Linked DNA regions of Homo sapiens: region 1 is linked to region 2. Evidence: read pairs that join two places in POLR2A ChIA-PET (ENCODE). Cell type or tissue: Panc1. All regions are shown on one strand.

The links. ChIA-PET counts read pairs that join two places held together with the same protein. Peaks named below come from ENCODE experiments on the same cell type or tissue, not always from the same donor. Only the 100,000 strongest peaks of a DNase experiment are listed, where the experiment ranks them.
Region 1: POLR2A ChIA-PET joins it to region 2 with 18 read pairs; 2 of 35 experiments call an interaction of 5 or more read pairs at or near these places.

The regions. Positions count from the first base shown.
Region 1 is chr6:15,170,516-15,178,515 of GRCh38, reverse strand. LOC105374946 (a long non-coding RNA gene) reads left to right here and starts at 1,603. Exons shown (of 3, transcript XR_926520.1): 1 at 1,603-1,675. RefSeq lists a silencer at 2,071-2,271. In Panc1, no CTCF peak of the experiment used is centred here; no DNase peak of the experiment used is centred here.
Region 2 is chr6:14,822,562-14,830,561 of GRCh38, reverse strand. No RefSeq gene overlaps it. Among named protein-coding and RNA genes, the nearest start is that of JARID2-DT, 420 kb to the left of the region's middle. RefSeq lists enhancers at 5,255-6,041, 6,829-7,616, 7,987-8,000. In Panc1, no CTCF peak of the experiment used is centred here; no DNase peak of the experiment used is centred here.

The DNA of each region.
Region 1 (8,000 bases), 350 kb before region 2:
GAACCTTGAGGGGATTATGCTAAGTGAAAGAAGCCAGACAATAAAGGACAAATACTGTATAATTGCATTTTATTTATTTATTTTAATTTTTATTTATCCATTTATTTTTTTTTTGAGGCAGAGTCTGCCTCTGTTGCCCAGGCTGCAGTGGCGTGATCTCAGCTCACTGCAACCTCTGCCTCCCAGTTTCAAGTGATTCTCCTGCCTTAGCCTCCCAAGTAGCTGGGATTACAGACGCCCACTACCACAACCAGCTAATTTTTTTGTATTTTTAGTAGAGATGGAGTTTCCCCATGTTAGCCAGGCTGGTCTCAAACTCTTGACCTCAGGTGATCCACCCGCCTCGACCTCCCAAAGTGCTAGGATTACAGGTATGAGCCACTGCACCTGGCTCATTTAATTAATTTATTTATTTGAGATGGAGTCTCACTCTGTTGCCCAGGCTGGAGTACACTGGTGCTATCTCAGCTCACTGCAACCTCTGCCTCCCAGATTCAAGCAATTCTTGTGCCTCAGCCTCCCGAGTAGCTGGGATTACAGGCAAGTGCCACCATGCCTGGCTAATTTTTGTATTTTTAGTAGAGACACGGTTTTACCATGTTGCCCAGGTTGGTCTCGAACTCCTGACCTCAGGTGATCCACCCACCTCAGCCTCGCAAAGTGCTGGGATAACAGGCATGAGCCACCGCACCCGGCCAACAAGTTTATTTTTATTTATTTATTTATTTATTTATTTATTTATTTTTTTGTGACAGAGTCTTGCTCTGTCGCCCAAGCTGGATTACAGTGGCATGATCTCGGCTCACTTCAGGCTCCACCTCCTGGGTTCATGCCATTCTCCTCCCTCAGCCTCCCGAGTAGCTGGGACTACAGGCGCCCGCCACCATGCCTGGCTAATTTTTTTTTTTGTACTTTTAGTAGAGACAGGGTTTCACAGTGTTAGCCAGGATGGTCTCGATCTCCTGACCTCGCGATCCACCTGCCTCAGCCTCCCAAAGTGCTGGGATTACAGGTGTGAGCCACCATGCCCAGCAACAAGTTTATTTTTTAAAAAACGTAACACAGACACTGTCTCCTCTATGAAACCTTCTGATCCCCTCATTAGGGGATGAGTGTTCCTCTTACAGGACCCCCACCCAGCACCATCTGGTTCTATCAGTACACCATTGCATCATTTTCTCATATTGTAGGGATGCACACTACATGTAAGGTAAAACATTTAGTATCTTTCCTATTTAGTTGTTATAACAGTTATTATAACATTGATCAGTTGTATTACACTCATTTGTCCTAGCTGTCCTTCTAGATAACAAAGTCGTTGAAGACAGGAACTGTCTTTTTTATCTGTATGTCTCCTCAGACTTGCCAGGCATTCGCCACATGGGTTTATCCAATCACGAACTGAAGTTAAGTGGATAATTCCTGGACGCCTAGAGAGGGAAAGAAACTTTGGAGACTAAGGAGAACATTGCGTCCATCCTGTTGGTACTTGCAGCGTGTGTATAAAGTGCACCGCAAAATTCTTGCACATAGTAGGCATTCAATAAGCAGTAGTTCTTTTCCTTTTTCCCTTCATTTTACAGAGAAGGGAATTGAGACCCACAAAGGTGAAGTAATTGGCTCAGAGTTAAACAGCCTGACAACAGAAGAGACAAGCACCGCATCTTCCGGTCTAGTGAGTCTTTTTTTTCCTATAACATGGGAAACATGGAACGTGGGAAGGACCCTTGACCCCAATAGCAATAGGTTTACAAATAACTTTTTATTATGGAAGTTTCAAACATACTCAAAAGTAGGGAGAACAGCATAATGAGCCCTATATACCCATCACTCAGCTTCAACAATTACCAACTCTTTTTCCATCTTTTTCATGTACATTTCCTCCACCCTTCACCCCCAACATTTTACAAGTTCTAACTGTATTTTTCATGAAAAAAAGTTTAATGTGTTTCGTCTCTAGAAAGGATGAACTCAGCTGGAAAAGATTTCATTCAGATAACACCTCAATTCTTCTATTAAAATATATTAGACATCAGATCCTCAAAACACCCACAATATTTATAGGCCTTTAGAATTTTGCCTAAGTGTGCATGCCAAAACATAAGTAACAACTGATTCTTAATCTCTAGAGATCAGTGGGCTTCTTCCAACGCTTATTTCTCTGTTGACTTTTCATTCCCCTATATTATCTTTCTCAGTCTGTTTAAATTATCCTCTCTATCCGCCTCCAAATGCCAACCTTTGTGCTTTTCTTTGTATAGTTTTCACTTCCTAGAATGCCTTCTTTCTTCCAAAAATCTAACAATCCTTCAAGATCCATTTCAGGAACTTTATACGACCTAAAACCTTCTTAGATGATCTCACCCTTAGAATGACATAGGGTTTGATAGTCATAGCAGTTTTGCACTTTATTATTATTATTTTTGAGCCAGAGTCTGGCTCTGTTGCCCAGGCTTGAGTGCAGTGGCGCGATCTCGGCTCACTGCCAACTCCACCTCCTGGGTTCAAACGATTCTCCTGCCTCCGCCTTCCGAGTAGCTGGGATTACAGGCATGTACCACCACAACTGGCTAATTTTTTTTTTTGTACTTTTAGTAGAGACAGCGTTTCATCATGTTGGCCAGGCTGGTCTCCAACTCCCGACCTCAGGTGATCTGCCCACCTTGGCCTCCCAAAAGTGCTGGGATTACAGGCGTGAGCCACCATGCCTGGCCTGCACTTAATTATTAATTGTTCTGCATGTATCAGTTTTGCCATCTTAACAAGATTTCAGGTTCCTTGATGACAAAGATTTTGTCTTAAAATGTTTTTTTGTTTTAGTCTGGGCAATATTGTTAAACCCTGTCTCTACACGAAAAATATAACACCAAAAAAATACAATAAATTTACCTGGTGTGGTGGCACTTACCTATAGTTCTAGCTACTTGGGAGACTGAAGCAGGAGGATCACCTGAGCCCAGGGAGTTTGAGGCTGCAGTGAACCAAGATTGTGCCTCTGTATTCCAGCCTGGGCGACAGAGTGAAACCTCGTCTTAAAAAAAAAAAAAAAACCCAAAAAAAACCAGAAACAAATTTTGTGCGTGTGTGTGTGGATATTTCCTCTCATTCCTCCTACCCCTGTTCTAAGACCACTGATGGTGGGAGCATGGACTGGGTTGCTCATCATAGTTTGTTGATGAATTTTGCACACTCACATTTTGGGCCACTCATATACTCTTACAGTGGCGTAGTTGGACTTAGGCAGTGGTCTTGCCAAAAACATCAAACTTGAATCTGAGCTGGTCTCTTGATTTAACTTTCAGTATTCAAGAAGACAAAGGTAGGGCACTGTGGCTTATGCGTATAATCCTATACTCTGGGAGGCCAAGGTGGGCAGATTGATTGAGTCCAGGAGTTTGAGGACAGCCAGGCCAACATGGTGAAAGCCACATCTGTACTGAAAATACAAAAAAAAAAAAAAAAAAAAAAATTAGCCAGGTGTGGTTGTGCATGCCTGTAATCCCAGCTACTCGGGAGGCCGAGGCAGGAGAATCGCTTGAACCTGGGAGTTGGAGATTGCAGTGAGCCGAGATCACACCACTGCACTCCAGCCTGGATGACAGAGCAGGACTCAAAAAAAAAAAAAAAAAAAAAAGAGAAAAACAGAGAAGACCCCATAAGGATGTGTGTGAGGAGCTAACTATTTACTGTGGAAAACTTTACAGGAAAAGTTTTTCCATGAATAAATTGTAATGGGGAAAAGCAGGAGGCTGGCAGGGAATATGTAGGTTTTTAAAAGACCTGCTCACCAGCCACAGTACGTGAACCTTATGTGGCTTCTGATGCAAGCAAACTGAACAAAATTTTTGATATTTATGAGAAAATTTCAACACTTAGTGAATAGTTTATGATATGAAAGTTTTTTTGTTAAAAAAAAAACCCCTACCATTTAAAAATTTGTGGCCAAATATAAACACACAACATAAATTTTACCATTTTATCCTTTTTTTTTTTTTTTTGAGACAGTCTTGCTCTGTCACCCAGGCTGGAGTGCAGTGGTTTGATTTCAGCTCACTGCAACCTCTGCCTCCCAGGCTCAGGCAAGTCTCCTGCCTCAGCCTCCTGAGTAGCTGGGATTACAGGTGCGCACTACCATGCCTGCCTAATTTTTGTATATATATATATATATATTTTTTTTTTTTTTTGAGACAGAGTTTTGCCCTTGTTGCCCAGGCTGGAGTGCAGTGGCATGATCTCGGCTCACTACAACCTCTGCCTCCCGGGTTCAAGCAATTCTCCTGCCTCAGCCTCCTGAATAGCTGGGATTACAGGAGCCCGCCACCACGCCCAGCTAATTTTTGTATTTTTGGTAGAGACGGGGTTTCACCATGTTAGCTAGGCTGGTCTCGAACTCCTGACCTCAGGTGATCCGCCTGTCTTGGCCTTCCAAAATGCTGGGATTATAGGCATGAGCCACTGCTACCGGCCACCATCTTAATCTTTTTTTTTTTTTTTTTTTTTGAGACAGAGTTTCACTTTTGTTGCCCAGGCTGGAGTGCAATGGTGCGATCTCCGGCTCACCACAACCTCCTCCTCCTGGGTTCAAGCAATTCTCCTGCCTCAGCCTCCCGAGCAGCTGGGATTACCGGCCACCAAATCCAGCTAATTTTGTATTTTTAGTAGAGACGGGTTTCTCCATGTTGGTCAGGGTGGTCTTGAACTCCCAACCTCAGGTGATCCGCCTGCCTCAGCCTCCCAAAGTGCTGGGATTACAGGTGTGAGCCACCGCGTCCAGCCATTTAAATCATGTTCAAGTGTACAGTCCAGTGACATTAAGTCCATTCACATTATTGTGCGACCATCACCTCCATCCAATGGCAGAATGGTTTTCATTTTCCAAAATCGAAACTCTGTGTCCACTAAATACTAACTGCCCATTCCCTCCTCTCTCCAGCTCCTGGCAACCACCATTCAATTATCTGTCTTTATGAATTTACTACTCCAGATACCTCATATGAGTGGAAGCAGACTATATTTGTCCTTTTATGTCTGGTTTATTTCATTCAGCACAGTGTCCTCAATGTTCATTCATGTTGTAGCATGTGTCAAAAGGGTTTGCTGTTGTTTTTTTTTTCTTTTGAGATGGAGTCTCGCTCTGTCACCCAGGCTGGAGTGCAGTGGTGCGATCTTAGCTCACTGCAACCTTCGCCTCCTGGGTTCAAGCAATCCTCCTGCCTCAGCCTCCCGAGTAGCTGGGACTACAGGCAAGTGCCAGCATACCTGGTTAATTTTTTTGTATTTTTGTATTTTTTATTTTATTTTATTTTATTTTATTTTGAGATGGAGTCTCGCTCTGTCGCCCAGGCTGGAGTGCAGTGGTGCAATCTCGGCTCACTGCAAGCTCTGCCTCCCAGGTTCACGCCATTATCCTGCCTCAGCCTCCCGACTAGCTGGGACTATAGGCACCTGCCACCATGCCCAGCTAATTTTTTTGTATTTTTAGTAGAGATGGGGTTTCACTGTGTTAGCCAGGATGGTCTCAATCTCCTGACCTCATGATCTGTCCGCATTGGCCTCCCAAAGTGCTGGGATTACAGGCGTGAGCCACCGTGCCCAGCTGTATTTTTTAATTTTATTTAACTTATTTATTTTTTGAGATGGAGTCTCACTCTGTTGCCCAGACTGGAGTGCAGTGGCATGATCTCGGTTCACAGCAGCATCCACCTCCCGGGTTCAAGCAATTCTCCTACCTCAGCCTCCTGAGTAGCTGGGATTACAGGTGTGTGCCACCACGCCCACATAATTTTTTTGTATTTTTAGTAGAGATGGGGTTTCACCATGTTGGCCAGGCTGGTCTCGAACTCCTGACCTTGTGATCTACCCACCTCGGCCTCCCAAAGTGCTGGTATTTCAGGTGTGAGCCATTTGCCTGGCCTTTTTTACTCTCCTAGAGACAAGAAATAACTCTGTCACCCAGGCTGGAGCGCAGTGGCGGGATCATGGCTCATTGCTGCCTTGACCTCCTGGGCTTAAGTAATCCTCCCACCCCAGTCTCCTGAGTAGCTGGGACTACAGGCACGTGACGCTACATCCAGCTCATTTTCTATTTTTTAGTAGAGATGGGGTCTCACTATGTCGTCCAGGCTGGTCTGAAACTCCTGGCCTCAAGTGTTCCTCCTACCTAGGCGTCCCAAAGTGCTGGGATTACAGGCATGAGCCACTGAGCCTGGCCTGGTTGTTTCTTTCTTTTTTTTTTTTTTTAGGGGTAGTAATTATTTTAGGTTTGTTTTTTAAAAAAGAGAGAGATCTGATTTTTTAGAAATATTTTGAAAATATTTATGGATGAAATTATAAGAAGTCTGGGGATTGCTTCAAGATAACATTGTCGTGGGGTGAGTGGGTGGGGTCCAGTTGAAATAAGATGGGCCATAAGTTATTAATTGTTGCAGCTGTGTCACGGGTGCATAGGGGTTTCATTATATGATAGCTATTTTGATCTATGTTTGACACTTTTCATAATTAATTATTAAAAAGCACACACACGTATCTGGAAGGGCATGTGTTATTCATTTAACTCTGCTCTCCTGAACGTGACCCCCTCCCGCCTTTTCATTTGCAATGAGGACCTTTGTGGTCCAGGAGGATGGTGTCTGTTCTCTGCTGAAGCAGGATGGGGGCCTGTCCAGAACTGTTTACACTGGCACTTTGGGCCCAGTGATACACTGCCAAGGTTGCATATAAATTAGGTATCCCTTAGCCACCCTGGTTGATGGATTTATCTGGCTGTGCTGCTTAGAATTTGGGTAGGTGTTTAGAATCCAGACACACAAAGTCAGAGGATTTGTCCTTGTGCCCTTTCCTTGCATGCATGGATTTATTCAGCATTACCCAGGCTGCCTGAGAGGGGCCCATGTGAGTAATGCCAGGTGACCCTGCCAGTACACCCCATCTTCATCTTGGGCTTGACAACTGTCAGGGGGACTTTACGTGAGGGGAGTGGAGGGGAGGGGTGGTAAAAAACAGCCTCATTGTATGAAACTCCTTAAGAGCCTGGTCCATCCTCGGGGGGAATAGAAAGTAAATTGCTTCCCTTTAGGAGCTGAATTAACTCTTTCAGGCCAATAGAATTAGTTCAGTAATCACTATCCCATTGCCTTAGGATTTCCCCGAATGGTATTTTTAATGAACCATGCCTCCCTATTGCTACCAATGCCACAATTTAACAGAATTGACTGGTAAACTCAGCCAACAACAGGTTTCACTAATTTTTTCCTTCTCGAAATAGACCAGGTGTTCTTGTGAAGGGATCAATTGACTGCTTGTTTCAGAACTGAGAAGGCGCAACCTCATTAGAGGCCGCCAGTAGATGAGCCCTCTAATCCTTATTCATTTTCAGAGCAAGAATTGTAGTGTCTTGCACTCCAGCCCGTCAGCTAGCCTTTTGTGTTGCTATCAAGTCTTAGTTCCTTGTTTCCAATTTGCTACATAATTTCTCTTCTGGCTGGTAGCTTCAGAGAAAAGGAGTAACAGTAAGCAAGTTTTAACTGACAGGTTTTGAAACCTGAAAGTTAAACATCTAGACAGGTTAGCAGTTGCATTTAAAAAGCTTTAAAGAAGATTGCAGTTGAATTGATTTCCAACTTCGCAGGCAGCCGTGTTTATAATTGAACAGCTCTGAAATTCGAAGAAAAGGTCTCCTTTTATTTGCTAAATATCTCATCTCCCCCCTCAGCACAGAAGGTTGGAGAAATGGGAAAAAATAAGGATTTGTATCCTTTTAATTAAAAGTAATCTTGGGAAGTTTTAGGGACTTCTTTCCACTCTCTTTAAAGCAGGCAAGTAGAGAACTTGCTTACAACTGGCCTTTTAAAGAGAAGCTGTCTAAGACAGAAGGGTTGAGGCCTGAAGTAGGTTAGTAAATGGCTCCCATTTGAGAGATAAATTTACTGAGACCATTGGAGTGTCATTTACTACCTTGGAAGAGATAATTAAACCAAATATTAGCCTGGTGTCTTGAAAGG
Region 2 (8,000 bases):
GATGCTAACTTTTATTAAGAGATAGGGGAGTTTACCCTATCTCTTGTCCCCTTGGTGTGTGATTTTCCTACCTATGAAAGAAATGGAAGACACTTTCCCTACCCTGGAGGCTCAAAATGTGTACATTTTTATGCAGGTGGAAAGACAATTGAATAAAGAGGAAGAAGGCATGCTGGCTAGTGGGTATGTTCTTTAGGGGAAGAAAGGGTTGACCAGTATGCTGCTTGGAATGCAGCCCCCCGCCTTGAGTCTGTAGTTTATTACTTTGAATCCTGACGTCTGGTCAGAATAATTCATTTCCTCCTCTCTCAATTGTGAGTATTACCTGAACACTGCAAGTTCTTTTCTTTAGAGAGGAAAAGGAGGAGCTGTTGGTTGATTCTTCTTCCATTATTTCGGGTTTCTTCACCAGGTGGGTTTGATGAGAAATCAACTGGTAGGCAGTTAGTTATAATTTTAGACATCTTGGCATTAGGAACAAAGCATTTGGGAGCTAGATGAGACCGTGGCTATTTGCATGGTTTCTGGTTCCTGATGGTCTTATGAGTCTCTATTTTCTAGCAGCGGGAAATTTTGTTACCTTAAGAGATAAGTGCTTTGTCTCCTTATTTCAATTTCTTTTCTGTCCTAATTTCCCAGCCCAGTGCTAGCAGTCTCACGGTTCCAGTTCAGTGGAGAATATTGCTGGATGGCTTGTCCATTACCACACTCTCTTTCCTTCTTATTTTATTTTATATTATTTTATTTTTTTGAGATAGAGTTTCACTCTTGTTGCCCAGGATGGAGTGCAATGGCGTGATCTCGGGTCACTGCAGCCTCCGCCTCCCAGGTTCAAGTGATTCTCCTGCCTCAGCCTTCCCAGTAGCTGGGATTACAGGTACCCGCCACTACACCCAGCTAATTTTTGTATTTTTACTAGAGACAGGGTTTCACCATGTTGGCCAGGCTGGTCTTGAACTCCTGACCTCAGGTGATCCTCCTGCCTCAGCCTCCCAAAGTGCTGGGATTACAGGCGTGAGCCAATGCACCCAGCCTCTTTCCTTCTTAGCTTAAAGTTTTGGGACATGTGCATTTTTTTTTCCTCCTGAATTATCCCCCTCCCCTCCATATTTTTGTTTTGTTTTGTTTTGTTTTATCTTCGTCTCTGGTTAGTTACCAGAATTAGAAATTTGCTCTGTCTTTTCATTCCTTTACCTATGGATAACTTTATGGAGCTTTCATTATGCTATGTGGTGGGTATAAAGAAAAAATAAGACAAAGTTCTGACTCTTGAATCAAACAGTAGTAAAAAAAAAAATTCAAGCAAATGAGATAGGAATATGAATGAAATTCACAAAGTGGGGAGCAACTCTTTATACCTGGGGCATAAGAGAGAGAAAATGGGTCTCTCTCTTATTTAGGAAAGCCTTCCCAGAGGAGGCAACTCCTAGCCTAAGTTTTCTGAATCAGGATCATCCTGACGGAGACACCCCCACCCACATCCCAAGTAAGATTCTAGAAGCATCTGTGCCTATCTAGAAGCATCCATGCCAAGCAGTTATTGGCACTGCCTGGGTGAGTTATTCACACTGTTTCTGACTCTGAAGGTGGCAATATTAAGAAGGAGAAGATCAAACACAGCTGTCATTGAGGTCTTTGTCACACTGGGGTCTCAAGCAAGGAGAGCAAATGGTTCAGCTTCAAGCATGTAGGTCTTCGGGGCCTCATGGCCTGGCCTCTCCCCAGGACTGCTGTGGCCTCTTCTGGATTGGCTCCAGCCCATGCATATGGATGGGTCCCCTCTCCTGTCCTTGGCTCTTGGAATCCACAGATCTTTGTGCTTCTCTGATGCGGAGACCCAATGCCTGTCCATTTGGCTTAAGGGTTGGTCAGGAAACACTTCTGTGGAGCCATTCCATTCCTGCCCCTTTGGCATGTGATTTTCCTACCTAGGAAGACCTATAAAATGCAACCAATGCCTCGTTAATTTTAAATGAATCTCCCCATGTACCCACTCATCTCTGACGGCCACAATTAACTTCTACACGACACTCCTTTCCTTTTGTATGTGGCTGGCTGATTCCTTGCCCATTTGCTCTCTCTTAACTTGCACCCCGGAGTGTTGCAGGCAGTTCAGTAAAACTCCAGGAGGGACTCTCGAGTTTACAGCCCCTCCTTTTTCTGCAGCTCCTTGGACCCCCTCCCCCCATTCTGTGTCTACAACTTCCAGACCGTCTAATAATGCTTTAAACATGTTGAGTAATCAGACTTCCCGAGGCAGTCACTTTGACCTTGCAATTTCCTCCCCTACCTTCTTCCTTTGACTTTCAGACTGGCGTTTTCTGCTCCGTGATATGTGTGGGTTGTGGACAAGGGAATGGGCTTCATCAGCTATACATTTCCCACAGCAAGAAGGAGGAAATTCAAGAATTGGTGTTTTCTTCATGGCTTCAAACCACTGTTTTGCTTGCAACTGGGGCCATGGGATTCCTTTGTCCTGCACAAGTCGCGGGTCTAGCTTCCTTTATATTTATGAAGTGGGGAAAGTCTGAAAATGCCACGAATGGCTGAATACTCCCTGTGACCTAGAGGGTGTGTTTTTTTCAGATCGACTCTGTCTTGTATTCATTTGCACTTTGCTCTTTGAAGGATTCAGGCCTTCTTCTGTGTCCATTCAACCCATGCCTGTGGACTCCTAAGGGAAGATCCCATTGCCCCAATTTATTTTCTGCACCTCCCACAACCTCCCTGGCTTAGCCTGCAGTACAGGCTTTGGGGAAAGAGAAATCACTGCTGACAACTCACAGGTGTGATTTACATCTTGGATTACGAGAGGATCCACCTAGGACCCGATGAGGCGGGAGAAGGCCGTGGTGGACTTATTTCCCCAGATGGGAAGAGACGTAGCGATTGTGGAAATGCAATAAGGTGTCTAGAGAGGAGCGGCCATTTGAGTGCAGAAAGCCCAGCCTCTTGTCGTGGAACCTAAGCGGTGTCCCAGTGCCCTGAGAGGCTTAGCAGTTGCTGCAATGATGATGAAACCTTGCTCCTTCACTCCCTGTGTTCTGGAAAGGAGCAGTGAATGATAGACTTTTTCCCCAGCACCTGGTGGCAGGAAATGAGTTTCATATCTATTCTTATAAGAACATAGTCTATGGTGCATTGCAAGCTCAGATTATCTTTTCAAACTAGCTGAGGAGGTCTGTGCGTCTGTCTGCCTGAGTTCCTTCTGTCCTGCTCTTTCTCCCTTCTTCCTGCTCTTTCTTGCTTTTCCTTTCTCTTCTTTCCTTCCTCTTTGTCTTTATTCCAAACCCGCCTCTGTTTTTCCCCATACTTGGGTTCTTTTCCACTCTCTCTGTCCCAGCCGCTTGATGCTGTCTAGGAATAGGCACGGGAGGACATTCTGGAGTCAATGGCGGCAAAGTGAATGATGGGCTCCCTGAAATTCTCTTTGCTGGCTTTTCAAACACTTTTCTGGCTCTCGTTCTGCATTGCTTTTGGTGGATCAAAGCAATGGTGATCAGGGTTGAAGGATTTAGCAAATAAAAATGTGGGATGCCCAGTTATGCTTGAATTTCAGATGAACAGCAAATAAAATTTCTAGTAAAAGGTTGCCCATGCAATTTTTGGGACATACTTATACTAGAATAATTATTCCTTGCTCACTAGAAATTCAAAGGTCACTGGGCATCCTGTCCTGCGCCTGACAGCCCTCTCCATGATCCAAGGCTCTGGTTGGGGTGCTGATGGGCTGAGAGTTGCTGTCACCCTCCTTTTCTCCTGTTTAATCAGATCTTCTTGACACGGGACCATCTATTTCTTTTCCATAGTTTATTTTCTTCTCATTCTAAGCCTCAGCACAGCCAACATAGCCAACCACTCCTTAGCTCTGTTTACTGCGGAGTCACGTGTCTGAGTTTAGGGCAATTAACTCTGGTATTGCAGCATAGGAGGGGGCCCACACCCACCTCCCTGGCACTGAACACCAACTTAGTGGTGATCTGGCGCCAGGCACCTCATGTCATATCCACAGCAGGTCCTCAATATAATTATTTCAACCCTATGGAACAGATAAGGCTCAGGGTTTAAGTTTCTTGCTCAAAGACAGACTGTGTTTGAATCCTAAGTTTCATTTTGTTCTAAATCCCATCCTTTTCCTCCTCTCTGGGTATACCCATTCATGCCTCCTAAAGACAACTCAGGGCAGAAAATTGTAATCCATACCCATTTCTCCCTTAATATAGGACCGTTTCCCAATAGTCACAAAATGGACTAATTCCCAATGCTCTGGAAGGAATTTGCAAAGGCGGAGTCTATCTGGAGATCATGTCTGTCTTAGAAGGAAATGGAATGCTGTGCTTCTGCACTGGGGGCACCTGCTTTGATTGGAAATATTAAGATACATATGTAAGAAGCTCTTAAGGTTTGGGGGGAAGCTCACTGGGTTCTTGACCCAGTACCTTCTGGAAATATGCTGCCTTGGGCGGGGATTCTAGGAAAGAAGGCTTCCTGCTGGAAGGCAGTTTCTTTCTAGGCGGTTCCTCTGAAGCTCCGGTCCCTGGGCTTGGTTCTCCTTTCTTTGGACTCCTTTACTTTCTCCTGCCTTTTTCATTTTCTAAAGTCTCCTGCCATGTCTCTATTGAGCCTCTCTTCCTGGTCATGTTAGGAAAGCATACTCTTAGACGCCTGCTTATCTTACAGTGCTGTTTTAGGTTTAACGCTTGATAGTTCTCTCAGATACAAGAATTTAATACCACTTTAAATTGTCTATCTCTGGCAAGGTTAGGTCTATGTTGTTCTATTTATTTATTTATTTATTTTGAGACAGAGTCTTGCTCTGTTGCCCAGGCTGGAGTGCAATGGCACAATCTTGGCTCACTGCAACCTCCACCTTCTGGGTTCAAGCGATTCTCCCACCTCAGCCTCCCGAGTCTCTGGGATTACAGGCATGCACTTCCACACCTGGCTAGTTTTTGTATTTTTAGTAGAGGCAGGATTTCATCATGTTGGCCAGGCTGGTCTCAAACTCCTGACCTCAGGTGATCTGCCCACCACGGCCTCCCAAAATGCTGGGATTACAGGCGTGAGCCACCGAGCTGGGCTGGTCCATGTGGTTCTATAACTTAAAATTGTATTAGCATTTTCCTCATTTGTGCCACTGCTGTCTTCCCATAAACTATAAACCAACTAGCAGATTTCAATAGATAGGAAACTACTTAAGAGAAAAAAAAAGAAAGAAAGAAAAAAAAAAGGGGTCAGTCTTTGTCCTGATCATGGTGCAAGTTTGTTTTCCTAATGGGGAATTTTCCAAGAGCTCTTAGTGCTGGGACTTTATGGGATAAATGCGGTGGAAAGGGGCACACTTCCCGTGCAGAATGTCCTTTTTACTCTCTTCTGCTCCTCTGAGCTTTGCTTCTGAATACACAAAACCTGTATTTGTGACTGCCAAGAGGCCTTCCACTGTGAGGAAGAATGCATTGTAAATCACTCTTTCACAGCCAGTTAACAGGGAGTGTCTTTCTCACCCATAATTATGGTTTTGCTTGGAGTTGAGAAAGTTGTTTTGGGGGCAATAAATTGTGATGTCAGTTATCCTTCACTCCCTTTGCATGTGAGTCCTCAGTCGGAAATTGGTATTCTTAACAGTTGAATCTCTGGGGTCTCCAAGGCTTTGCAGCTGAAAATTTTGGAGTCCTCTGCTTTGGAAAGAGGAGAGAGAGAGGAAGGAGAGGGAAAGAAAGCAAGGGAGAGAGATTCATAGAAGGCCCTTTTGTTTTCAACTTTGGTGACAGGAAATTTGAAAGTGGGGGAAGGGAACTTGGCTCTTACTAAAAATATTTTATGTTGGAGAATGTTAATGAGGCTTTACACGAATAAAAAAAAAAATTCCAAACCTAGTGCATCAGGGTCATGACCGGGACTTTTTTCGTGTGCAAAGGCCTTTGTACACACACACCTCTTCTAAAAAGCAGCCGCGCACACACACTTGTATTACTGCTGCATCACATTGCGAAAGCTCCCCAGCAAGAAAAATTCCAGGCAGAATAAGAGAATCAGAGCTCTTCCATTCGTGGAAATTGTTAGTGGAAAACTTCATTTCCAATATCAAATTTAATATTACTGAGTGGCAGGTTATGATAAGGCCACTTTAACACTTAAAAACGAGCTGTTTCTTAAGTCTCCTCTGTGATGGTTTTATGAATTGTTATTCTGCTCTCTTTAGGTAATCAGATACGAGGAATTGTTTGGCAGCCTAGCCAGAGAGAAAAGCCTTTGCCCAGATTTTAGGCAATCCCTGGTAATTGGTGCAGCCTGCTGTGGCTGGGCCAAGCGCTTGTCCGCATCCCTCAGTATGGCTTTGGGTCTTGTATTTCCCGTGCAGAGGAGAGGTCATTCAAGTCACAGGGGCATGGCACTACTTCAGCAATCTGCTGAATGACACAGGGATTTGGCTTATTTCTATCTTATGTGTGGAGAGGGCAGAGTAGAATTGGGACAGTTTGACCCATGGAATTTCCAACTTAGGCGGCTTAGGGGTTTTAAACATGAGGCAGTAGGGCAGTGTGGGGAAGAGGATGAGCTCTTGGATCAAACCAATCCTGATTTGAGATGTGGCTCTGCATTTATTGGCTGTATCCTCTTGGGCAAGTTACTCTGCCTTTCACTTACAAATTTGTAAAACGGGCATAAAGATGCTAACACAATAGAGCTCTCTCTCTCTCCTACCTCCATATCCCAAACACCGCAAATCTGGGCAGCCCTGCCTTCCAGAGATTTCAGGAAGTTTGCAGCTTCTCCCTACTTCCTGGGCTACCACGTTGGTCCAAGTCACCCTTGTATTTCACTTTGATTATTGCATTAGTCTCTGAAGAGGTCTCCCTTCCCCGCTATACAGTAGCCGGAGTGATTTTATTTTTATTTATTTATTTATTTTTGAGACAGTCTCTCACTCTGTCACCCAAGCTGGAGTGCAGTGGCTCGATCTCGGCTCACCGTGGCCTCAACCTCCTGGGCTCAAGCAATCCTCCCGCCTCAGCCTCCCCAGTAGCTGGGACCACAGGCATGCGCCACCAAGCCCGGCTAATTTTTTTTTGTATTTTTTATAGAGATGGGGTCTCACCATGTTGCCCAGGCTGGTCTCAAACTCCTGAGCTCAAGCAATCAACAGTCTTGGCCTCCCAAAGTGCTGGAAGTACAGGCATGAGCCACCGCCACTGGCCCAGAGTAATTTTTTAAAAAGGTGAGATGGAAAGTCTCCCGTGCCTTCCCAGCTCATTCTGAATAAAGCCAGAGTCCTTACCGTGGCATAGGGGGCCCTCCTTAATCCGGCTCCTTGGTACCTGTCTGGCCTCACCACTAAACATTCTTGATCCAGCCATTTGGACCTCTTTGCTGCTCCTAGAACACAGTAAGAGTGTTCCTGGCTCAGGAAATGGTACTTGCCTGGAGTGTTCTTCCCATATATCCATCCCCAAGGCTGACACCCTCACTCCCTGCTCAAATGTCACCTGATTTGGAAGGCTCTTATTCTCCTGTATGTCTTCTGTCGTTTGAATTTCTCACCTTCCTACACACTATGCATTTCCTGCCTGTCTCCAACATGGAATGCAAGCGCCACGAGAGCAGGGTCTCTGTCAATGTTGTTTATTTATGTATCTTCAGTACCTGGAACGGTGCCCGGCTGATTAATATTTGATAAATGAATGAATCGGATGTGCTTCATTTAGTTGTTTAAAAAATTAAATGAAACCATACTTCTGAAACGCTTGGCACAGTGCCTTACACATGTTAAGAATGCAATAAATGTGAGCTATTATTATTTTTACTACAGAGTTTAGTAATAAGAAATTCACTTAGGAGTGGAAAATGGGAATTTAACTATAGTGAATTGGCAGAGCCAATTAATGGTGAGGAAATCCATCCAGGCTCCTCTGTTCGGGCTTGGGTTATCTTCATGGCTCTTCCCTGCAAGTTATTTCTTCTTTGCTCTTTTAAAGTTAATATACAAGATAGAAACTAAT